Regions from separate parts of the Mus musculus genome. Here all the other regions are linked to region 2. The links are chromatin loops, found by intact Hi-C in ENCODE. Cell type or tissue: left cerebral cortex. All regions are shown on one strand.

Region 1 (8,000 bases), 87 kb before region 2:
TTCACACTACATCACTGTGACTTTTTCTCCCTGGCCCAGGTGTCACTAGCCAACTCCTTCTCCCCTCCCCCTGCCATAACTTTCACTCCCTACAGCCCCTTGTTCGTTTCCAGACTTCCACATCACCAGGTCCTCTCTGAAGGTCTTAATTCTTCAAATCCCTCCCTTCAAACCCTTTTGTATCCTTTCCTTCTGTCTTCTTGGGGTTCCTTAGGGATCCTACCACCTGGATCTCCAGACATCTGATATACTGGGTTCTCATAGCATCAGGTCAAAGCCCATACCCTTGACTCTCTGATTTTATGGCTCCTGGCATGAGGCCTCTCATTCCCCTGTGTTCCCAGTGCGCTTTGGTCCTCGTACCCAACCCAGTTCCTATCTGTGATCCCTACCAGTTTGGGGGAGCCAGGAGAGGGCAGTTCTGAGCTTCAGTCTTCTCGTGTGTCAGGGATGGGGTGATGCAGGTGCCTTTAGGTCTTCCATAGGAGCTCTTCCTGGTCAGCTTGCTTGTCCCTCAGACTTCGGGACCTAGGAACTCACATTCACACTGCTGCCGCCTGAGGTGCCCACTCAAGGGCCTTGCTCTGTCTCCGCCCCCTCTCCTTCTGCCCAACCCTCTTTCTTACCTGAGGTCTTCACTCACGCTCTCATCCATTCCTTCCCCCACCAGAGTGGGGAAGCAGAAACCATGAGAGAAAGGGAGAAGAGACAGAGAGGCCTAGAGAAGCAAGTGCCAAGGTATGAGCAGACACGCAGTCAGAGGGGACAGGGTGAGTGGCTGGAGGCCATAGAGAAGAGACAGACTGAGCCACACGCAGAGCCTTCTGGCACGGGAAGATTGCTGGAGAGCACAGGAGACACACGAAGAGCAGGATGAAGTTTCCAGGGAGGCAGACTGTTTCTTCCTGGACACTGGAATGAAGCAGTGGCCAGAGTCTGGTGGGGCCCATGCCCCAGGGCCTCCAGCCTCTGACACATACTAATCTAGGCCCTGCTCACAGCCCACTGCTGTCAAAGCCTTTGCCCGGGCTGTTCTCTCTGCTCATGACATCCCCCCCCCCCCCAAGCCTGGCTTCATCCCTGAGCCTTCAAAGCCATCCATGCCCTTAAGCCCCGAGTGTTCCCCTAACTCTGGGCCCCCTGCACTCTGATGACTTAGGCAGAGCATGATTGCTCCCCCTTCTCGATAGGTCCCTACCTCAGTCTCTGACAACTTCTCTCTTTTGGCCTTTGTCTCTCCTGCCCACCAGGTCAGCGCCCCACTCTACCTGTCTGTCCCCCATCCCCCTCTCTGCCTATTTCTCTGGGTTTCTGTCCCTCTCTCTGCCTCTGTCCACCGTCTCTCTCTTGCCAATTCTCTCTCTCCCTTTCCCTGGTCTCTGGGCCCCGCCATCTTCTCTACAGAACAAAACAGGCTTTGATGGTGGACATCTGTGGCAGGGAAGCTATGGGGCCTTGGCGAAGAGTCAGACTGTTGAGGACATGGGAACCTAGCAGTGGTGCAAAGGGTCGGCGGAATGGAGAGAGCCGCAGGGAAAGGCGGTCAGGCTGCCCTCTGTTCCCATTGCAGGAAAAGGCAGATCTCGGAGAGCTCAACTTCTCTCTCTGCTACCTCCCCACGGCTGGGCGCCTCACCGTGACCATCATCAAAGCCTCTAACCTCAAAGCAATGGACCTCACTGGTTTCTCAGGTGTGTCTGGGTTGAAGAAGGTTAGGGTCTGAGAGAGGAGGGCTGAGGCCTGGACCCCCGAGCCTGAGGGACAAGGCCTCTGCTCAGTCCCCTGGCTTCTCTGTACAGACCCCTATGTGAAGGCCTCTCTGATCAGCGAGGGGCGGCGTCTGAAGAAACGGAAGACCTCCATTAAGAAGAACACACTGAACCCCACGTACAACGAGGCCCTGGTGTTCGACGTGGCTCCCGAGAGCGTGGAGAACGTGGGTCTCAGCATCGCAGTGGTAGACTATGACTGGTGAGAGGCACCCATGAGGCGGGACGAGGCGCGGTTGGAGGTGGCTGGCTGCCTCCCCTGACCTTTCCAGTAATCTCTTTCTCAATCTCCAGCATCGGCCACAATGAAGTGATCGGGGTGTGCCGCGTGGGTCCAGAGGCTGCCGACCCACACGGCAGAGAACACTGGGCAGAGATGCTGGCTAACCCGCGCAAGCCTGTGGAACACTGGCACCAGCTAGTGGAGGTGAGTGGAGGCCACCTCTACCACGCATGGGCACCGGGAGTCTGGTGAGGACCCGAGCTGCCTGTGTCTGACTGCTGTGAGCTAGGAGAGAGTCACTCTTCCTGTCTCCTGTTTTCCTTTCTCGGTTCTTCATCCTGTGACTAGCAGCCATGGGGAGGGCCACTGTGAGGATTCAGTTTGTTGAATGTTCCGCAGTGGCCAGCTGCTACTCTTTCCCACTGATGCTAAACACAAAATATAGGAAGAAACTGGGTGATAAGCCGTTTTCCCCTCTCCCTCAGAGCAAGGTGTGAATATTAGTTAGATGGTGGTGGAAAGCCGAGAATGATTTTTTTTTTTTTTGAATGAGTAAGAAAAATATCAGGCAGGAGGGCATAGCCCAGCAACAGAGCGCTTGCTTGTCATGTGCACCACAACACTCACAACAGTCACACATTCAAAAGACAATGTAACAAAATGTCACAGGGTAGTGTCCATTGCAAAGACCACTGCGTGCTGGTTTCTTGCCTAGGGGCTGTGGTCTGAGTCTTTTGAGGTAGAAGGCCTCTGTACAGGCCCTGGGAGAGCATTCTGGAAGAGAGGGCATTGGGGAGAGGCTTAGAAGGAGGTTCAGGGGGGCAAGGTAAGAAGGGGACCCAGGCTGGGGAGACTGGGCAGCTGTGGTCACTTTTAGAAAGAGTGTAATTTATGTGTATGAGTGTTTTGCTTGCTGTGTGTCTGCAAACTATTTGCGTGCAGTGCCTGCAGAAGCCAGAACAACAGGGTGCCAGATCCCCTGGACTCAGACTTACAGATGGATGTGAGCTACCATGTGGGTGCTGGAAGCAGAACCTAGGTTCTCTGGAAGAGCAGCCAGTGCTCTTAACCTTTTATTAACCTCTCCAGACCCACCCAGTGGCCATTTTTTTATTTAGAAGCTGTGCAACCACTTCTCAGCCTTGCGAGAGCTGTTTAAAATAGCCTCTTGGGGCTGGAGAGATGGCTTAGTCAGTACTTGCTGTGCAAGTGTGAGGACCATGGTGCTTAAATTCCTAGAATGAAGGCAAAAGTCAGGTCTGGAGTCACTCCCTAAAAACCCAGCGGGGAGGAGGCAGAGATAGAAGAAACCCTGGGATTCACGGGCCAGCCAGCATAGGCTAATTGATGAGCCCCAGATTCTAGTGATAGACTTGGTCTCAAAACACAAAGTGGGACTGGGGAGACATGCAGTGAGTAAGAGCCTTTGCCATGCACGCAGGGGGTCCTGAGCCTGCATCCCCGGGCCCTATGGCTGCCCTGCCTGTAACCACAGTGTTGAGGGGAAGGGACCGCCAAGTCCTGGGGCTCCAGTGGTGAGGTTCTGGTTCAGGGAGAGACCCTGTCTCAAGGCAATAGGTGAGAGAGCAGCAATAGAGGACCCACATCCTGCTCTGGCCTCCGTATGTGCATAGGCATGCATGCACATAGATGTGGGCACCTACACACCACACATACAGTACACACATGTACACACTACACATACAGCACACACATGTACACACCACACATACAGTACACACATATACAGCACACACATGTACACACCACAATACAGCACACACATGTACACACCACACATACAGCACACACATGTACACACCACACATACAGTACACACATGTATACACCACACACAAGATACATGTGTATACACCATGTACACGTATACACACACACACACACACATACACACTTTTGGGTCCACTGTCAAAGGTGGCCATTTTCTCTGCAAAGACATCCACTTGGAAAATATTGACAACTTTGCTTCCATTGAAGCCAAGAAAAGTCAAATTACTGTAAGTTCTGTTTAGAATAATGTAGATTTCAGTAGCTTAATTTTTGTTTCTTGGTAGTTTTCTATCACTTTGATCTTCTAAGGAAAATTTACCCTTGAACAGTGCATAAACCCAGTGCCTGTCTCACACCTTTAAGACCTCTTGGGAGGTCGAGACAGGGAGTCCCCCTTGAATTTTAAGTCAGCCTGAACTACAGAGTGAGTTCCAAGTCAGACTGGGCTATGGAATGAGTGAGTCTAAGTCTGAGGCTAACCTTTTATCCAAGTCTGAGTCTGACTCTGAGGCTAAACCTAAATCTTGGTTTGAGTCTGAGGCTAACCCTAACCCTGAGTCTGAGCCTAACCCTAAACCCTGAGGCTTAGGCTAACCCCAAATCAATTCTTCTCTCTGTTGAGACTTGTATCCTCCACCACCCCACCACCACCACCCCCGCCACACACACATCCACCCCCCCACCCCACCACCACCCTCCGCCACACACACACACACACACCCCCAACCCCACCACCACCCCCCCCACACACACACATCCACCCCCCAACCCCCCTACCCCCTGCCACACACACACATCCACCCCCCCAACCACCCCCGCCACACACACACATCCACCCCCCCAACCCCCCCACCCCTGCCACACACACACATCCACCCCCCAACCACCCCCGCCACACACACACATCCACCCCCCCAACCCCCCTCCCTCACCACCCCCGCCACACACACACATCCACCAGGCTGAACAGCCAGACCCAGAGCTCAGAGCTGAGATCCTGAAAGATGGAACCCTTCCTTCTGTGAGGACAGAAGCTGTGTCTTCCTGGGCATTCACTGTTGCAATGACCTCACACACTCTACTTCTCTGTAAACTTCCAGTGAGCCACACTGCCACCACTAGGTGACACTGCAGGATGGAGACCTTCGCTGGAGGGCGGGGTTTCAGCCCAAGGTGCTGAGTGTGGCCACAGCCTGACAGCCTGACAACCTCTACCTAGACAGCCCAGCCCTCTGTGGCTCCCCAGTACCTCCTGAGGCCCGGACCTGCCTTATGGCCCCTTTCCATGACCCTGTCTTCCTTGAGTTTTTAGATTGTTATCTTTCAGGCCTCAGTTTTCCCACTGGTAGAATGGATGGTGATGCCATTTCCCAACCCCCCCCTGGGAACTAAGACAGCTTACAGAGTGGGACAGACGAATCCTGCTGGGTAAGGAGGTTGTTCTCTTTCACCCCCAATTCCAGGAGAAGACTCTGAGCAGCTTCACAAAGGGTGGCAAAGGATTGTCAGAGAAAGAGAATTCAGAGTGAGGGTAAGACACAGAGGAGGCAGGTACACCTCTGAGCTCTGACTGGAGGAGGACCACTGGGCCTGGACCCCTGGATCTGAGGGATGGGGGCTGGGCCTGAGGGAGGGAAGCTAGGCCTGAGGGAGGGGGGCTAGGCCCGAGGGAGGGAAGCTAGGCCTGAGGGAGGGGGGCTAGGCCCGAGGGAGGGACGCTAGGCCTGAGGGAGGGAAGCTAGGCCTGAGGGAGGGAAGCTAGGCCTGAGGGAGGAGGGCTGGGCCCGAGGGAGGGGAGCTGAGTCTGAGGGAGGGGATTGTGCCTGAGGGAGAAGTGTTAGGCTCCCTCCATGGTGCTGATACAGCACATGGTTGCATCCTACCCTCTCAGGTCTCTCCTCTTCAATTTTTAGGTCTGGTCAAGGCCTGGGGTTGGACCAGGCACCCTCAGGACCCATCCCTTCCTGCCCGGACTGTGAACTCATCTCCTCGAAGCCATAATGTCCGAGCGGCTGGTGCGGGGCTGCCTGGACCTACCCCTCCTTCTCCTGGAGGTGTGAGGCTAGGAGGCAGCAGGCCCAGCTCCCTGTTTCAGGGTGGGAGGTCCTCGGCCTCCATTGTCTCTCTTCTTATCCCCAGAGTTCCCCCTAGAGGCAAGGGGCCATGCATGTCTGGGGACCCCTGCCCCCAGCCCTCTGTCTGTCTATCTGTCTGTCTCTTTGCTGTTGTCCAAGTCTTGCTGTTCTGGCCTGTGTCCTCACTGTGAATGTCGACAGACCAATCCTTGATGTCCCCTGAACAGACACACCCTCCAGTGTCCACCCCTTCTGTCCCTCCATCTGCGTCTGGCCAATCCCCCCTCTGCCGCTGCTATCATCACCAGAAATAAACACACTCTGTGAGTCTCATCCCACCTGTCTCCCTGGGGCCAGGAGGTGTGCTGGATCCTGAGAGTGTGTGTGACTAGGCCACTAAGTGATTTCTCCAAGCCTTAGCCTCTAAATGATAATTACGGATGGAAACCACAACAGGATTTCCAACTGAAATTAGATGAAGTGACAGAAATTTCTCGTGTGCTTCTAAAAATCCTTCCAGAGACAGACCATCCTAGGTGATGGGCAGCTTGGAGGCTGGCTTGGCCTTCCTCTCCAGAGTATAGGCTGTCTACCCCAGGTCCAGGTGGCATGTTCTTATGCAATGACATCCAAGCAGTTATCTCAGACAGAGGCCTCCCTTATGCAACTATCTTGTCCTTAAGAATTTCACAACTTCTGCAACTGCCCAAACCTAGCTGAACTTAACTCCGGGTTGCAAAGCATTCTGGGAAAGTGACCTCTTGTAATTTGGGTTCTCCTCCATGAGGGGTTTTTCAGCAGCAAGGAGGCATAAGAAGGGGGAAGAATGAGGAGAAGGGAGCATGGGAGAGGACGTTAGCGGAAGTCACCCAGGACCTGCTAAAACTGACCTGAGAGAAGACAGTTTCTGAGAGAATGAAGTGAGCCCATGCCTCCTCAGGTTCCCTCCTACTTGATGGATTCTGCTTCAGCATTGGATGGCCACCTTGTCAATCACTTGACAAGTCTGATAAGCGTGCTATAGGACCCTCCTCATCTCCCCTCACCATTGGTTCAGACACTCTGGGGGACCTCGATCTCCCTTTTCTCCCTATGGCAAATGCATCTCAAATTTATAATGCTTTAGTCAGGAACACAGGGGCCTTCGATGGATGGTCCTTTGAGAAGTGCACAGCAGAGGGGAGGGGTGGGCCTCCAGATGTCTGACACATCTCACCACTACTGGCTCCTCAGAACACATTCACAGCTCCTCATAGATAGCATTTCCCCAAAGTCTTCTACTGTGCAAAATAGAAACCCACAAAGCTGCTACTCTTTTGGTTTGATGGATAGGACTGAGCACACAGGCAATTATCTTTCAGGATCTGAAGTCAGAAGTCAAGATGTATTCGGTGACAGTTGGAGAGAATCCAATCCGTGCTCGTCCCTTGGCAACTGATCGAGGTGGGCAAGCCTGGCCTTGCATAGCTAACATACACCACTCCAGTCTAGTTGGTTCCTCATAGGACTGCCCCTTGTCTCCCAGCTCAGTTCGTTTTGTTTGAGACAGCATTTCATGTGGCTCAGGCTGGCTTGAACACATCAGGTAGCTGAGAATGACCTTGAATTCCGAATCCTCTAGCTTCCACCTTCTAAATGCTGGGGTGGCAAGTGTGCACCACCATCCCTGGTTTTTGAGAAGTTGGAATGGAACCCAGGGCTTATTACATGCTGGGCAAGTCCTCCTGTTGAGCTCTACCCCAGCGTCTCTGCTTGTCTGTTACAAGAACATCTGCTATTGGATGTGAGGACCAGTCTAAAACCAAGATACTCTTATTCAGAGATCCCCAACTCTCCTCTCTTCCCCTTCCCCTCTTCTCTCTTCCTTTCCCTTCCCCTCCCCTCCCCTTCCTCTCCTCTCCTCCTTTTCCCCTCCTTTCTCTCCCAGGCTGACTTTGAACTCATGGCAATTCTCCTGCCTCAACATCCCAAGTGTTAACTAAGATCAGAGCCATGAGCTATCATACTTGGGCCAGCTTCTTTCTGAAGATGAGCAAGTATTCCCTCATCTGCAAACATACAACTTTTGCTCACCTAGTCATCTAGAACTTTGCTATGTTGTACTTCTGCAGTTGGAGACTGAACTCAGGGCTGTGCGAGCTG
Region 2 (8,000 bases):
CTTCCTTCCAATTCTCATTTCCTTCCTCCTTTTCCTTAGTCCTGTCTACCACTACCTCTTCCTCCTCCTCTCCCACTGTCTTTTCCTGTGCTCACTCCCTTGCCCACTCACCTTCTTTCAAGTTTCTCCTTTATCTTCTTTACTCCTGGACAACCCCCCAGTATCATCTTTTTAGTATTTTCCTCCCCCTTTTCTTCTTCCACCAGATCTCTCCTTCACTCCTACCCATCTTTTATTCTTCCTTTTTCTCTTCTTCTCCATCGTTAATTCAACTCTTCTTTCCCTTCTGTTCCTCAATTCTCCTCCTCCCTGCTTCTTCATTTCTTTGAATACTATCCATCTTCATCCCTCTTTCTCTTCATTCCTCTCTTCTACCCTTTCTTTTCCTTCTGTTCCTCCACATGCATCCCTGTGGTTTTCCACACATTCTCTCTCCTCTCTTTCCCCTTCACCCTCTACCTCCTCCTCTGTCTTTCCTTGTCCTTTGGTTTCCTCTACAGTGTCTCATCCAATATCTCCTGCTGTTCTTCCTTCTCTCTGGCATTTACACTGTTTCTGCTTCTGTTTCTCCTAATTATTTCTACTCCGTCTCCTCTATCCCTCCTCTCCTTTAACTGCTCTATCCCCTCCCTTCCCTTTCACCCCTCCTTCTCTGTCTCCTCTATTCCTCCCTTTTTGCTTTCACCTTCATCACCTTCATAATCCCCTCTTCTCCTTGAGCCCCTCTATTGCCTCCTCTTCTGCTCCCCCTCCTTCATCTTTTTTATCCTTTCTCTTCTTCCTCTCATTTATTTCAACTATCCCCCTCTTGCTTCTGTCTGATTCTCTCTTCCTGACTACCTTCCTCTCCTCCTCCTCTATCTCCTCCTCTGCTTCCTCTCCTCCAACTCATTTTCTCCTTTCTTGTCTTCTTCTCTTCCCTCCTCTCCTTAATCTCATCTATCCCCCTTCCTCCTTCCCTCCTATCTCCTCTGCCTCCTCTATTCCCCCTTCATCCTTTTCCTGTCTCCTCCTCCTCTATTCCTTCTGCTTCCTCCTTCACCTCCTGTATCCTCTTCTTCTTTCCCCTTATTGTCTCTATTTCTTTCTCTTCTTGCCTCCCCTCCTACCTCCTCTTTCTCCCCCATCTTCTGCCTTGCTTCTGTTTACAACTCTTCTGTCCTGTCCCCTCCTGTGCCTCTCTCGTCTTCATCTTTCTCCCTTCCCACCATCTTCTCCTCTTCCACCTTTGTCCTCCTTTCTCCTCCCAACTCATTCTACTCTACAACCTTCTCCTCCACCATCACCTCCCAGTCCCCTGCTTCCCTCTCTGCCCATCTCTTCCTCCTTTCTTCTCCTTCACCTCCTGTCCCTCCTTTCCTCTCTCATTTTCTTTTCTTTTCTTCTTCTTCTTCTTCTTCTTCTTCTTCTTCTTCTTCTTCTTTTTTTTTTTTTTTTTTTTTTTTTTTTTTTTTTTTTTTTTTTTTCGAGACAGGGTTTCTCTGTGTAGCCCTGGCTGTCCTGGAAATCACTCTGTAGACCAGGCTGGCCTTGAACTCAGAAATCCACCTGCCTCTGCCTCCCAAGTGCTGGGATTAAAGGTGTGCACCACCATGCCCAGCTCTCCTCTCATTTTCTATGGTACCTTCACACTTTTCTTTATCCCTTTCCCTTTTCTGTGTACCTTATATATACTCTAATTTCTCCATCTCTCCTCCTCCTCTCCCTCCTCTTCCTTCAGATTCTTTAAGAGAGGGCTTCTCTGTGTAGCCCTGGCTATCCTCAAACTTACTCTGTAAATGAAGTTGGTCCGGAACTGAGTCCAGCCTGCCTCTGCCTCCTGAGTGCTAGGATTAAAGGCAGATGCCATGTATGCTGCTCATTCTCCATCATAACTGATATTCCTGTTTCCTGGTCCCATCTGCCCTGTCCTGCCCCCTACCTTTCCTCCTCACCCATTTTCAGTCTTTCCCCCTCTCTCTGGACTCTTCTCCCTCGCCTGCTAGCCCAGTCCTAGTCTCAGAGGATATGGGGCAGGATACCCAGGGCTTGATGTCCTCCTGGATCCCTCCCCACAACCAGACCTCTGTCTGTCTCTGGGTCCTAGCCTGGGGACATAAGGAATGTGATCAAGAGTGCTCAGTCCACTTTGCTCCTCTACCTGCCCAGTCTCCTCCTCTACCTGCCCTGTCTCCTTGCTCGTTTCTCTATCCCCACCTCCTTCTCCCTAGGCTGCCTAGCCCCCCTTTCTGGGCTCTCTGTCCTGTTCTTTTCTGTGCTTGCCCTCATGGCCTCACTGTTCTTTCTGGAATCTTCTTTTGTTCTGTTCTCCATCACTATTCCCTTTCTTCCTCCATTTTCTTTACAACCCAGGCTCTCCCACCAGTGCTGTAACACCACCTCCTCCCCTTTCCTCACTGAAACTTAGAAGCTGTCTCCACCTCCCTTAGCATCTCTGCTGTTTATCTCCCTTGACCATTCAGGCCTTTCTTGTCTCCGATATCCAGTCTCTCCTCCCCTCTTATCTATTCTGACCCAAGGTGCTGATCTCTCTCTCTCTCTCTCTCACACACACACACACACACACACACACACACACACACCCAACTTCTGACTAATTCCCTTTCTGGTTGTCCCTCACTCTGCTCTCTCTGTCCCTCACACTCCTGTGGAACTCCTTCTGGTCTTCCTGTCTCTTTCTTGCACTGACTCCCTATCCTCTCCTGGTGTGTGTGTGTGTGTGTATGTGCATATGTGCACACACAGTATAGGACAGAGGTCAACCTTAGGTGTTACTCATGCTTATTTTGTATGTTCATGTATGCATATGGTGTGCTCACCTGTAAAACATGTGTGAAGGTAGGACATCAACATCTCGTGTCCTCTCTATTGTTTTGCGCCTTAGTTTTTGAACTTGACACCTTCCGATTTGGTGAGTCTGGCCAGCCAGGAAGCCTGGGAATCCCCAGCACCAGGATCACTTACAGGCACTGTCACTGTGGGGGCTGTAATGTGGGTACAGGCAGTGTCACTGTGAGGGCTGTAGTGTGGGTACAGGCACTGCCACTGTGCAGGCTGTAGTGTGGGTACAGGCACTGCCACTGTGCAGGCTGTAGTGTGGGTACAGGCACTGTCACTGTGCAGGCTGTAGTGTGGGTACAGGCACTGTCACTGTGGGGGCTGTAATGTGGGTACAGGCAGTGTCACTGTGAGGGCTGTAGTGTGGGTACAGGCACTGCCACTGTGCAGGCTGTAGTGTGGGTACAGGCACTGCCACTGTGCAGGCTGTAGTGTGGGTACAGGCACTGTCACTGTGCAGGCTGTAGTGTGGGTACAGGCACCTGCCACTGTGTGGGCTGTAGTGTGGGTACAGGCACTGTCACTGTGCAGGCTGTAGTGTGGGTACAGGCACTGTCACTGTGCAGGCTGTAGTGTGGGTACAGGCACTGTCACTGTGCAGGCTGTAGTGTGGGTACAGGCACCTGCCACTGTGTGGGCTGTAGTGTGGGTACAGGCAGTGTCACTGTGTGGGCTGCAGTGTGGGTACAGGCACCTGCTACTGTGTGGGCTGTAGTGTGGGTACAGGCACTGTCACTGTGCAGGCTGTAGTGTGGGTACAGGCACTGTCACTGTGCGGGCTGTAGTGTGGGTACAGGCACCTGCCACTGTGTGGGCTGTAGTGTGGGTACAGGCACCTGCCAGTGTGTGGGCTGTAGTGTGGGTACAGGCACCTGCCACTGTGTGGGCTGTAATGTGGGTACAGGCACCTGCCACTGTGTGAGCTGTAGTGTGGGTAGAGGCACTGTCACTGTGAGGGCTGTAGTGTGGGTACAGACAGTGTCACTGTGTGGGCTGTAGTGTAGGTACAGGTACCTGCCACTGTGAGGGCTGTAGTGTGGGTACAGGCAGTGTCACTGTGTGGGCTGTAGTGTGGGTACAGGCACCTGCCACTGTGCAGGCTGTAGTGTGGGTACTGGGACTCAAACTCGGATCTTGCTGCTTACATAACAAATACTTCATCAACAAACCTGTCTCCCATTTATTTCTCTTCCTGTCTTTCTTCCATCCTCTGGCCTTTGACCTCTCTCCTTCTTCTTCTCAACTTCTTTGCCTTTCTCCTCCGCACCCTCCTTCCCTCCCCTCCCTCCCCAGTTCTCAATGCTGAGAGCCTCTAAATGGGTTCCTCTCCTGCTCTCCCCAGCCCCCTGCCTTGGTGCTGTGAGGTCCTCAGGCCCTGAGAGGGAGGTGGGTCACCAGCAGCCACAGAAAGTCATGGCAGTAGGTTGATCACCGGAAGCATGGCTAAGACTGAGTCCAGGTGTGGCTCAGGCTTTGTGACACTCTTTTTTTTTTTTTTTTTTTTCTGTTTGCCCTGGACACTGGCTGGAGGAATGAGGCCTGGAAGCAGGAAGCAAAAGATCAGCTCGGAGAGAAGGAAGAGTGCTGCCCCAGACACAGCGGGTAAGAGCCAGAACTGTGTGCAATCCTGGGCTGGCCAGCGATGGGCTCTGGGACTCTTGTGAGATTGATGAAGGCTGATGAGGCTGCTCTGTCCCCTGCCAGGTGCCCCATCTTCTTCAGGCATCAGCAATGAAAGACCTCGGCTGACTTCAGTTTTCCAGATGAAAACATCTGTACACCTGCAGGACACTGAAAACCTGCAGCTGCTAGGACAGAGGCTTCTTAGGACTCACCTGCCTTGGAGGACCAACACTGCCCAGCATCTGCCATCTGTGTGTTTGGAAAGGAGCTAATGGGACTCTGTCACCACCTGCTGGCATGGAGTGGAACTGCAACCCAGCTATACTAGGCACTGCAAACTGTTCAAAGAATGGAGGAGTGGTGGGTGGGTATGGAAAATTCTGTAGAAATAAACATGTTTACTCCTAACACAGTAACCTTCACAGCAAGTGCCTGAGACAGGGCCTCCTCATTCCGCCCAGGTTGACCTTGAACCTGATCCTCCTGCTGCCTCTTCCCAGTGCTGGAGTTACAAGTCTGTGCAATCAGGCCTGGCTTCAATCAGATTCTGACAATGGTCTAACACCTCTGCATCTCATTCACACTGAGTCACTCAATGAATGAATGTCTACATTCCAGGGAGAGGACCCAGGTGGACCAGGGGATAGAATGGAAAACAGGTCTTTGATTATGCAAATTTCTGCAAAAAAAAAAAAAAAAAAAAAAAAAAAACGGAAGGTGGGTGCATGCCACAATTAGGGTTTCTATCACCGTGATGAAACCCCATGACCAAAAGCAAGTTGAGGAGGAAAGGGTTTACTCAGCTTACACTTCAGCTTTGTAGTCAACTACTGAATGAAGTCAGGACAGGAACTAAACAGGGCAGGGACCTGGAGGCAGGCGCTGATGCAGAGGGCATGGCGGGCCCTGCTGACTGGTGTGCTCGCCATGGCTTGCTCAGCCTGCTCTTACAGAACCCAGGACCACCAGCCTAGCCCACATCAATCATTAATTAAGAAAATGCAGCTGAAGGTGGTAATGCAGGCTTTAATCCCCACACTTGGGAAGCAGAGGCAGGAGGATTTCTGAATTGGACGCCAGCCTGGTTTATAGAGTGAGTTCCAGGACAGCCAGAAATACAGAGAAACCCTGTCTCGAAAATAAAAATGCTGCTGGCTTTTCTCAGTTGAGGTTCCCTGCTTTCAGATGTCTCTAGCTTGTGTCAAACTGACATAAAACTAGCCAGAAGAGTGGGGGATAGCTAGAAGCCCAAGAATGGCCCCTGTTCTCATCAGAATGTTCCCCTAAGGGTAAGAAGCTTCCAGAATTTCAGGAGCTACAATGGGCAGCAGAGTCCCATACAATATTAAAGCAGCTAAGGACAGGCTAAATGCCAGCCTGAGGCTAGAAGCCAGGAAGAGGACCCTTTCTGGGGAACAGAGAAGGGTATCTATGCATGGGGTAAGGAATGAGGGATAGCCCAACCCCTGATCTACCTTCATCTTATGCCTAAGGCCACAAGCTGGGGAGGGTCCAGGAGAGGACCAAGGGTTAAGCTGGAACCAAGTAGGTAGACAAAGTAGCTGTGACAGAAGGATGGGGGAGGGGGGTGCCTGGTGCACTAATTATGGGTATCAAATGCCAGGCCAGGACAAGGCGGGCTGGGACTTTGTTCTGTAGGTCCTAGAAGCCATGAGGGGCAGCAATGAGTTCAGCTATTGTCAGCCCAAGATGTGATGGACAGTAGGTGAAGAAGCCATGGGTGGGAAGGCCAGGGAGAAGCCACACTGAGGTCCAGGAGGAAGCGGATGAAGCTCTAGGTGGGTGTCTTGCCACAGGGCTACCTCTACAGCAGCCTGGAGGGGCAGAAGTAGTGGGGTGGGGTCTGGTGCAGAGGCTGGACCAGTGACGGCATTTCTAAAACAATACAGAAGTCACTGCCTGGGGAGCTGGGTGGCAGATGAGGCTGCAGTCTGGAGAACCTGGGGACCGTCAGGACAGCAAGGCTGCTGGGGACACTGGTGGGAGCGTGGGCGAGGCAGAGCACGAGTGGGCATGCACCTGTGCACACGCAAGCTCAAATCTCAGTCAGCACGTCATGTGGCCAAGCGGCCTGCAGACCCATGTGGTAAGAGAACAATGCAGGTGCACAGGGCTCCTGCAGCACCAGCCAAGCAAGCCAGAGACTCCTCGATGACTGGCTGCAAACAAAGTAAGCTACTGGCTTTCACACAACCATCCTGCAGGGACTGCTGCTGCTGTCTGTGCAGATGGCAGCTGCCTCCCATGAGGCAGCAGGGAGCAGGGAAACTGGAAAGCTATGTGTGCAGCTACTGCATCCACATCCCTAGACACCCTGGACAGGCAAGGCACTCTCCAGGTACCAATAAGAATTAGTTCAGCCGGGAAGGGCTGCCGGGGGCCTGATGGAGCCAGCAGCTGGAACGCAGGAGCACTGACTGGAAACAGCCTGAAGAGGGCAAGTCAGCGGGTATAGGTGCCGTAACTCCACCCACTAAAAAGTGGACATGGCTCTGCAGGGGACTGCAGGCAAGATGTGCCTGTCACTTTCCAAAAAATTCCACAGCTTTCAATTACCACAAGCACACCCTTGCCAGGACCTGCGTGGAAGTCAGCTGACTACTTGCACCACACGGATCTGGCTTGACCTCAGGTCATCAGGCTTCGTGGCACCTTCACTTGCTCTGAGAGCACATCTCCCATACCCACCCACCCTGTCTCCCTTTCCCCCCTGTTAGTCTTGGTCCTTCTGGATAGTTCCACTCCTGATCATCTCTATAAAATCTAGGAACCCCAAATGAGAGGCTACACACGCACCTCAGCCAGGCTTAATTCATGTACGGGAATATCTCATTGCATCCATTTTCCCGTAAAGAGGGCTTCAGGCTTTATGGCCGAGAACAACTCTCATGTATGTTTGCCCCATCCACTTCTCTGTCACTGGACACAGCGTGGTTCCATGCTCTGCAGTCATCAGTGCGGGAGCTCCTCTGTGGAATCTGACTGCCAAGACTTCAGGGAAACACCCATAAGTGGCAGAGGCAGGTCAAACCTAGCTGGTATGGAAGACCTATCACCAATTCCTTGAGACCCCTCTGTACCGACTTCCACAGAGGCTGGGAGAGTTTGCATTGCCACCAGCAGTGCGTAAGTGTTCAACATCACACACACCCTCACCAGCACTTGTCTTAGCTGGCTGGGGTGGGACGGAATCTCAGTATATGCTTTTGCTGTTTGAACTCAGGGCCTCCTTTGCCTGAGCCACACCCCGGGCCTCACTTCCCCGAAAACCTATGGACATTCATCTTTACTGTCTGTTTTTCATGCTTTGAGGGCAACCTATTCATTTCATGAGCACATTTGCCCACTAGGCTGTTTTAACGTCTATTTAGTTTTTTTAGTTCTTTATATATTATGGATTGTTTGGCAGTGCTGGAAATGGAACTCAGAACCTTCCTTACACATAGTGGGCAAGCATCTAACCACCAGACTACACCCCAGCCCAGAAAGTAGCACCCAAAATCAGACCAAGGGCTCAG
Region 3 (8,000 bases), 120 kb before region 2:
TCTCCCAGATTACGCCCCCATCCTTACAGCATGGCTCCTCCCTCCCCGCACGTTCCCCCTCCCTGCTTCTGGGGCTTGGGAATTAAAGCCACCTCTCCTCCCCTAGGTAGCCCCCTCCCCTGCTGTGGATAAAAGGGGAGAAGGCATCGCCCTCAGGTTCCCCCCTATGTTCAGCTGCCAAAGAAGGGAGCTCCCCTCCTTCCCCCCACCCCATTCCCTATAGCTGTCCCCAGGCGCCCCTGGGGCGCTCCATCCACGAGGGGAGGGCCAGCCCCCTCCCCTCACCACGTCAGGGAAATGCAGGGAACCTTGTGGGAGGGTCACGGGAGGGGGAGGGGTGGCGAGGGCTGGAGAGGTGGTGGCGCTGGGCCCCTACCCGCCCCCTCCCCCTGGTCGGATGCCCCCCGTCCGCAGGGGGCCTGCGCGGCGCCTGTCTATCAAGGGCTTGTTAATTCCGGATGGGTGCCGCGGGGTTGGGGAGGGCGTAAGGGGTGGGGGTGGGGGTGAAGGAGCGGGGAGAGGGAAGGGGGAGGGATTGGATGGGGGAGCGGGGTGGAGAGGAGAGACCAAGCAAAAAGAGAAACAATAGCAAAAGAAAAATATACAAAGCAAAATAAAAATTAAAAAAAAAAACCCTAGAACACACAAATCCAAAAGGGGGAAAAACCTGAAATAAAAGCCCTAGAACTGTCTTCCAAGGGGGCGGGAGGGGACTTGAAAGGAGTTGAGCTCGTCCTGCAAGGTCGCAGGGATAGGTTGTGACCAGGTTGGCGTTTCTGGCCGAGTGGATGAGAGTGGAGGTTCGCCCCGCCCCCCACGCCCAACACGACTTTGCCGAGAGAAATGGCTTTTGTATCAGGTCATTCTTTATAATTAAACTCACAGTATCCACCCCCTCGAGCCGGCCCCGCCTCCTTCCTAGGGAGGCCACGCCTTCTCGTTTCGCCGGGTCTGGGGGCGGGGTGCAGCTGGAACCCGCCCCCGCTGTGCGTCAATCTTCGTCGGCAGGCTCCGCCCCGAGGGCTTCGAGCATGCGCCTTCGGACCAGAGAGCGGCGCAGGTGCAAACGGTAGTCCCCCAGCAGTAAATCGTCGTGGCGCACCAGTGGGTACGCGGTTCCACGGAGGGTGAGCCCGGAGCGCAGCAGGCGTGACCGCGTCTGGAAGTCTGTGACGGTGATGAGCCACCTGTGGGCGAAGTGAAGGCCCAGAGACGTCTTTGGGTTCACCCTGGCCCCCTTCGCTTGCGGGCGTCACTGCGGTCTTCTCAGCTGGATCGTTCACCTCACCTGGGAATGCGCCAGGTCCCGCCCTCGCTACTGTCTCCTCAGACTCCGCTAGAAAAGCCCTTCAGCATAGGACCTGCCCCCACAATGTCATCCTGACTCTGACTCCTCCCTAAATGCTACCCAGCCCAGGCCAGCCCTCCAATGCTATCTTCATTCTGATTTTGCCAAAAGTGCCGCTCAACCTAGGACCCGTCCCTCTGAGTGGTTCTGGGCCTCAAAACTCACTGTTCCCCTTCACCTTGACCTCATCCTCTCACCTCGCCTCTTCTCAACTCACTCTAGGCTCCAAGTCTTTCAGTTGCTTTTAGCTCCATCCCTCACTGGCCTCTACACTCTGACTTCAACCACCAGCCTCCTCTAGGTTCCACGCCCTCTGTGTCCGTCCCCCCACCCCCCCTGTGTCCTCCCCCCTCCGTCCCCCACTGATGCTAGGCTCCGCCCCTCTCCCACTCTCACTCTAATTCCGCCTCCCAGCTCAGTTTATGGAGCATTACGCTCCCTGGCTGCATCTCTCCCAATTACGTTCCTCAGCCTCTCACCCTAGACCACTCCCATGCATGGTCTCACCTGTCCCTGCGGCCCGCAGTACCGCAGATGACATTCATATTCTCGTAGCGGATGCTGTTCACGCGCCCGCTTTCCATGGCCCCGGGCAGCTCGGCCTCCAAAGCCTGCAGCACCTCCACGTGCGTAAAGTCTTCCTGCGTGGGCATGCATCAACTTCAGCCCTTATCTCCTAGGCTGGAGCCTGGTCCAAGACTCCACCTACAGACCCGCTAGGTTATGACACTCTTGTCAAAAGGGGTGACCACAGGTGTCTCTCGGGTGTGAAGGCATCTGCTACTCGAGATCATTCTGAAAAACTAGACTAATTAAATTGTAATAACCGCCCTACAGGGAAACTCTCCCAGAGACCAGCCATGGACAGTGCTTTACAGTTCTGGAGGATTCTATTTGAACAGGTGATTTCAAAGTTAAGGGGCTGCAGTTATCAGAAGGGTCAGAAGAAATTGTTTGAGCCGGGTGTGGTGGCGCATGCCTTTAATCCCAGCACTCGGGAGGCAGAGGCAGGCGGATTTCTGAGTTCAAGGCCAGCCTGGTCTACAGAGTGAGTTCCAGGACAGCCAGGGCTATACAGAGAAACCCTGTCTCAAAAAACCAAAAGAAGAAGAAGGAGGAGGAGGAAGAGGAGGAGGAGGAGGAAGAAGAAGGAGGAGGAGGAAGAAGGAGGAGGAGGAAGAAGAAGAAGAAGGAGGAGGAGGAAGAAGAAGGAGGAGGAGGAAGAAGAAGAGGAATAAGGAAGAAGAAGAGGAAGAAGAGGAAGAAGAGGAGGAGGAAGAGGAGGAGGAAGAGGAGGAGGAAGAGGAGGAGGAAGAAGAGGAAGAGGAAGAGGAAGAAGAAGAAGAAGAAGAAGAAGAAGAAGAAGAAGAAGAAGAAGAAGAAGAAGAAGAAGAAGAAGTTGTTGTTTGAGGAGATGTGCCATAGTGGAAAAGTGCGAAAAACAGCTGTCCAAGTATATATAATCACTGTTGATGGGCTGGCTTCCTGGTTTAGTGGGTAAAGACGCTTACTGTGTGAACCTTATGACTTGAGTTCAATCCCTATAACCTGCTATAGGTGGAAGGAGAGAAATGAGTTGTCCTCTGGCCTCCACCTGTTAGGACAGTCTGGAAGGCCTCTTCCTCCCACCCATGTGCTAACCAGGCCTGCTTTAGCTTCTGAGCTGGAAAGAGATGCCTCGTACCTGGGGCAGTACACTGGGGTCCCTTTCTTAAAGACACCAAGGAAAGGAGAGATGAAATGGGGACAACAGCCCCCCATGAAAGAGTAAAGTCACATAGACTTCTAAAGGGATGCCTTAAAGCTTGCACCTAGTATACAGTAGGTGCCTCTTAACGCCAGACACAAGCAATCATGGTCTCCTCTGTGTGTGTGCGTGTGTGTGATTTTGTTTTTTTGTTGTTCTCTTTGAGACATGAGCTCAGGTAGCCCAGGCTAGTTTCAAACTCACCGTGTAACTGAGGCTGACCTTGAACTGCTAGAGTGCTGCAGTAATGAACACAGATTTACCATGCCCAGTCCTTAACCTGAATTAAACCGCCGGCCACCTCAGGTCTGATCCGCTGATCCCATCACCACCTGAACTGTGCAGAGAGCTGGGCCACTCACCGAAGTCTCCATGCAAAGGCAGAGGGGCTGGGCAGAGGGTGGTTCTGAGAATTTTCGGATACACGGGAGCTCCCGATCCAGCGCCTCATATTCCGAGATGACCTGCCGCAGGTACTGCTTCCTGTGTGTGTGTGGAGGAGAGGGAAAGAAAGAGGAGAGGGGAGGAGAAGGATAGAGGGCAAAGGAAGGGAGGAAGGGAGAACAAGGCAAGGAAAGGGACTCTCAGGTCAGGGGCTGCTGCTGTCACCTCTGCAGGAGCTGTCACAGGTCGCGGGACCAGGGAGTACTCACGAGGACTTGGCAGGCTTGCCCAGGCTCCGAGACATGGACTCCTCCATAGACTCGAGGTCAACAAGGAAGGATCCTAGTAACAAAAGAACCCAGTGTCACCTGCCAAGAACCCTTTGAGGCCATAACTCTTTCCAGAAGAGAATCACCCAGCAGTGTGCATACCACTCAGGAAAGTTAGATCTCAGGGGCTAGGCTCTGAGATATCATCTGGAAGCTACAGGATCCACCCTTCCATTACGGCGCTGAGACTGTTTCCTGGCTAGGTGCAGCCTGAAGGAAGCAATGCAAGAGAAAAATAACACTCTGCACCAGAAACTTTTTTTTAAGATTTATTTATTTCATGTATGTGAGTACACACTGTCTTCAGACACACCAGAAGAGGGCATCAGATCCCCATTATAGATGGTTGGGAGCCACCATGTAGTTGCTGGGATTTGAACTCAGGATCTCTGGAAGAGCAGTTGGTGCTCTTAACCACTGAGCCATCTCTCCAGCCCTCTGCACCACAGTTAATACCAAACTCCAGCCTGCTGGTTGGAACTTGACTGATAAGTTCCTCACATATGACCCCTTTCTTGCCCACTTTACCATTAGCTGATGGGCCTCTCGTTTCCCTTGGCTAGTCATTGGCACACATGACCTATTCTCTCCCTCTTCTCTTCAGCTGTACAGGCACAAGGGTGTCTAGCCTCCCTGAGCAGCTCCTTTGTGGCCTGGCAACCAAGTTCTCACCAACGGTGTAAGCGAGAGGGAGCACTGCAACTTTAGGGTTGTCCACATAGAGGATTGTCCACTGGCTGTGGTAGTGTGCAGACCTGGCAGCACAGCACAAGGAAGGCTGTGGCAAGGGGGTTATCATGAGTTCAAAGGCAGTCAAAGTCACACAGGAACTGTGGGTCAGCCTGTGTCTCACGGGAAAAGTGTGGGGAAGAGAGAGAGGGGAAGGAAGAGGAGGACGGGGAGGAGGAGGAGCAAGAGGAGGAGGGGGAAAAAGAGGAGGAAGAAGGAGGGAGAGAAGGAAGGAAGGAAGGAAGGAAGGAAGGAAGGAAGGAAGGAAGGAAGGAAGGAAGGAAGGAAGGAAGGAAGCTGTTTGATGTTTGGCTCTTCCTTCAGATGGGCTGGAATGTGGATGGAGTAACCCAGCTTCAACCATGTTGGATATGCTGAGCAACAGTGCACTGGACCTTAGGCCCACAAGTTGTCCTATAGAGTTCAAGCAGCCCACAATACACTCTTTGACCCAAATTAATGTCTGCCTTCTTTATGTTACAGTGTTTCAAGGCAGAAGAGAGAAGAGTTGCCCCTGACAGCCCAAGGCTATAAGATGTTCCTCCTGGCCTAATGATTATCCCTGACATCAATTCCAGACAGAGCCACTAGAGCAAGACACTCAGATGAGAGCATGATGCAGTTACATCTGAGCAACGAGCAGACACATAACTATTAAACACTTCAACTACAGGAATTATATAACAGCCCCCACTACCTGGCTCAGAGCTGAGGGCTGGATCTCCCATCAGCACCCTGTGCTGAAAGCCCTCAGATGCTCCAGCTTGCATGTGAAGTAACACACTTCCTTGGTGGGCATGCGTTCTTCTAGATGTGGTGTGGGAATCTGGTTTGATGGCAACATCCCAAGGCCCTTTGTAGCCCTGGCTGTCCTGGAACTTGCTTTGAGGACCAGGCTGTCCTTGACCTGAGAGATTCACCTGCCTCTGCCTCTCTGCCTCCTCTGCCTCTGCCTCTCTTGCTGGGGTTGCAGGGGTACACCACTGCTTTAATCTGCATTTTAACAGAATCCATACCTTACTGCCTCTTTTTCATCTTCCCTTCTGTCCTACTTCAAACACAGATGTTTTCCAGAATGTGTCACTGCAACGGGCCAAGCCCTTCGTGACAGTGCTAGGGACCAAACCTGGGTCTTTTCACAGTGCTGGGCAGGTGCTCCACCACGGAGATGACTCCAGCCCCTCACAGGGGACTCTAGGCCAGCACTTTCTTGTTACTGTACATGCCTCATCATGGCGTGCCACTTTGTCACTTGAAGCAATACCACGTTGTCTCCACATCACTGAGCTGACCAATCTCCCCGAGAATACTGCAGAATCTCTCTCTCTCTCTCTCTCTCTCTCTCACACACACACACACACACACACACACACACACACACACACACACACACACCCTGTGCTTTGCTCAAGTATACCATACAGGTACATTTACCTTAATCAATTAATTAGCTACCCTAATTCCACAATACTTTGTCACTGGTTGTCACCACATTTCTAAGCAGCATGAGGGCCATTTGCTCAACTGTTGTGAGTGTGTGCGTGTCTGTGTGTATAATGTGGGTGTTGGGGTTACCTTTTCTTCACATTGTAGGAAGGTATACCTCTGTATTTTTATTTGTTAATTTTTGTAAATACTGTGAAGGTCGAGGTCAGACAGCCCTCACCTGCCTAAAGGCAATCTAGAATTGTACTGATTTGTTGTAATAAAGAGCTTAAGGCCAGTAGCTGGGCAGGAAGTGGAGGGTGGAATGGGACCCCGAAGATTCAGAGAATGGACCCAGGGAAACAATATAGATGGCAGTGGAGCAGAGAGGCACAGAGCTAGAGGCCCTAGCTAGAGGTCTAAGCTTTAGACTATATAAAAGCCTCCGTGTCATCATCATACCACTGAGACTCCAAGAAGGTACCGCTCTATGCATGTGCACACGTCTGTGTTTGTGTGCACATGTACATGGAAGTCAGAGGCCAGTCTCAGGTGTTGTTCCTAAGGCACTGCTCACTTTGTGTTTTGAGACACAGTCAACCACTAGACTTGCCACTGTTCAGTGAGCCCCAGGGATCTACCTGCCTCAGCCTGTGCAGTGGCAGGATTACAGCTGTGCACCACCACATCTGCTTTGTTGTTGAAAGATTTGCTTTTAATTCTAATTGTGTCTGAGTGTGTGCAGCCCACACACATGTGAATGCCTGCAGAGGTCAGAAGAGGGCATCAGATCTTCCAGAATGGTTGCTAGCTGCCTGGTGTGGGCACTAGAAAGCTCTGCAAGAGCTGCCGAGCCACCTCTCCTGCCCATTTCCTTTTGTTTAACGTGGGTTCTTGGGGGTTGAACGTGGGCCCTTATGCATGCATAGCAAGCGCTTTGCTGACTGAGCCATCTACCCTTTTAATCATGTTTTGAGGCAGGGTCGCAATCTACAGCCCAGGCTGGCCTTGAACTCATGGCGATCCTCCTACCTCAACCTCCTGAGTGCAAGGATGGTAGGTGTGCTGCAGCGTGCTTTTGCCATCAGTGTTGTCATTTTAAATGTATTTTATTTTTAATTTTGTGTGTGCACGTGACTGACAAACGTATGGAGGCTAGAAGTGGGAGTCAGATCTGCTGGAGCTAGAGTTGCAGGTGGTAGGGAGCCACTCTGCATGGGTGATGAAAACTGAGCTTGGGTCCTCTGCAATTGTGAGCTGCGAGCACTGAGCCACCTTTCCAGTCAAAGCCTCAATATTCTTGCCCTAGAATCCAGCAGAGTGCCAAGTGCAGAGCTGGTCCAGGATGAGTGTTACCTGGAAACATCCCAAGGAACATGCGTTGCATCCATTGTGTGATTGTGTGAGCTGCTTGACACCAAACTCTGTCAAACCAACTGGAAATTAAAACAAACCAAAAAATAAAAATAATAAATAAATTAATAAAAACAAGCAAATAGATTGGGATGTAAGTCAGGGATTTATGTCCAGATTTAGACATAAGAATCTAAATAAATACTACACAAGAGAAACTCCTGGAAGATTCATGAATTTTGTCAGCTGTCACCGTAGCCTGGTGGATATATATGTGTCCTTAAAAAGTCCCAGCAATTTGAATGGGGCTAAAGAGGTAGCTCAGTCAGTGGTGTGCTTGCAATTGTGTGACAATTGGTTTTAATTGTGGACTTGACACAATATAGAATCACCTTGGAAGAAAGTTTCAGCCAGGAACTGTCCAGATCAGGTTGTTCTGTGGGTGTGTCTGTGAGAATTGGTTATGCTAACTGAAGTGGGACTCACACCCACTGTGGGCAGCACCATTCCCTGCACACGGGATCTAGACTGTATGAACAAGGGAGGAGACAGCATGCAGAGCAGCAGCATGCATTCATGGGTGGATTCCCTGCTCTCTGCTCTTGCCAGCCCATGTGATATGACCAGCTGCTTCTGGTTCCAGACACCTTCACTTCCCTGATGTCATAGACCTGGGATTTTGAAC

What was found. A loop is a pair of places that touch in the nucleus more often than their neighbours do. Peaks named below come from ENCODE experiments on the same cell type or tissue, not always from the same donor. Only the 100,000 strongest peaks of a DNase experiment are listed, where the experiment ranks them.
Region 1: it touches region 2 in a loop (2.8-fold over the local background); 15 of 42 quality-filtered maps call a loop at or near these places.
Region 3: a loop joins it to region 2, with 4 times the contacts of the local background. A loop is called at or near these places in 7 of 42 quality-filtered maps.

The regions. Positions count from the first base shown.
Region 1 is chr7:44,393,840-44,401,839 of GRCm38, forward strand. Syt3 (synaptotagmin III) reads left to right here. Exons shown (of 11, transcript NM_001114116.1): 7 at 1,571-1,691; 8 at 1,800-1,971; 9 at 2,064-2,196; 10 at 5,247-5,314; 11 at 5,697-6,191. The coding sequence ends at 5,312. Among named protein-coding and RNA genes, the nearest start is that of Syt3, 14 kb to the left of the region's middle. In left cerebral cortex, a CTCF peak has its summit at 4,915 (motif pointing right); a DNase peak (open chromatin) is centred at 4,928.
Region 2 is chr7:44,480,548-44,488,547 of GRCm38, forward strand. It overlaps 5430431A17Rik (RIKEN cDNA 5430431A17 gene), which reads left to right and starts at 3,970. Exons shown (of 2, transcript NR_131001.1): 1 at 3,970-4,440; 2 at 4,543-4,866. In left cerebral cortex, a CTCF peak has its summit at 4,763 (motif pointing left); DNase peaks (open chromatin) are centred at 4,750 and 6,647; H3K27ac peaks cover 2,613 bases.
Region 3 is chr7:44,359,195-44,367,194 of GRCm38, forward strand. It overlaps 1700008O03Rik (RIKEN cDNA 1700008O03 gene), which reads right to left. Exons shown (of 6, transcript NM_027049.1): 3 at 3,749-3,821; 4 at 3,458-3,578; 5 at 1,856-1,989; 6 at 849-1,187. The coding sequence ends at 992. It also overlaps a transcript of Shank1 not described here. Among named protein-coding and RNA genes, the nearest start is that of Gm39001, 11 kb to the right of the region's middle. In left cerebral cortex, CTCF peaks have their summits at 1,085, 2,058 and 4,111 (motif pointing right); DNase peaks (open chromatin) are centred at 1,001, 1,284, 1,833, 1,948 and 1 more place; H3K4me3 peaks cover 1,550 bases; H3K27ac peaks cover 1,985 bases.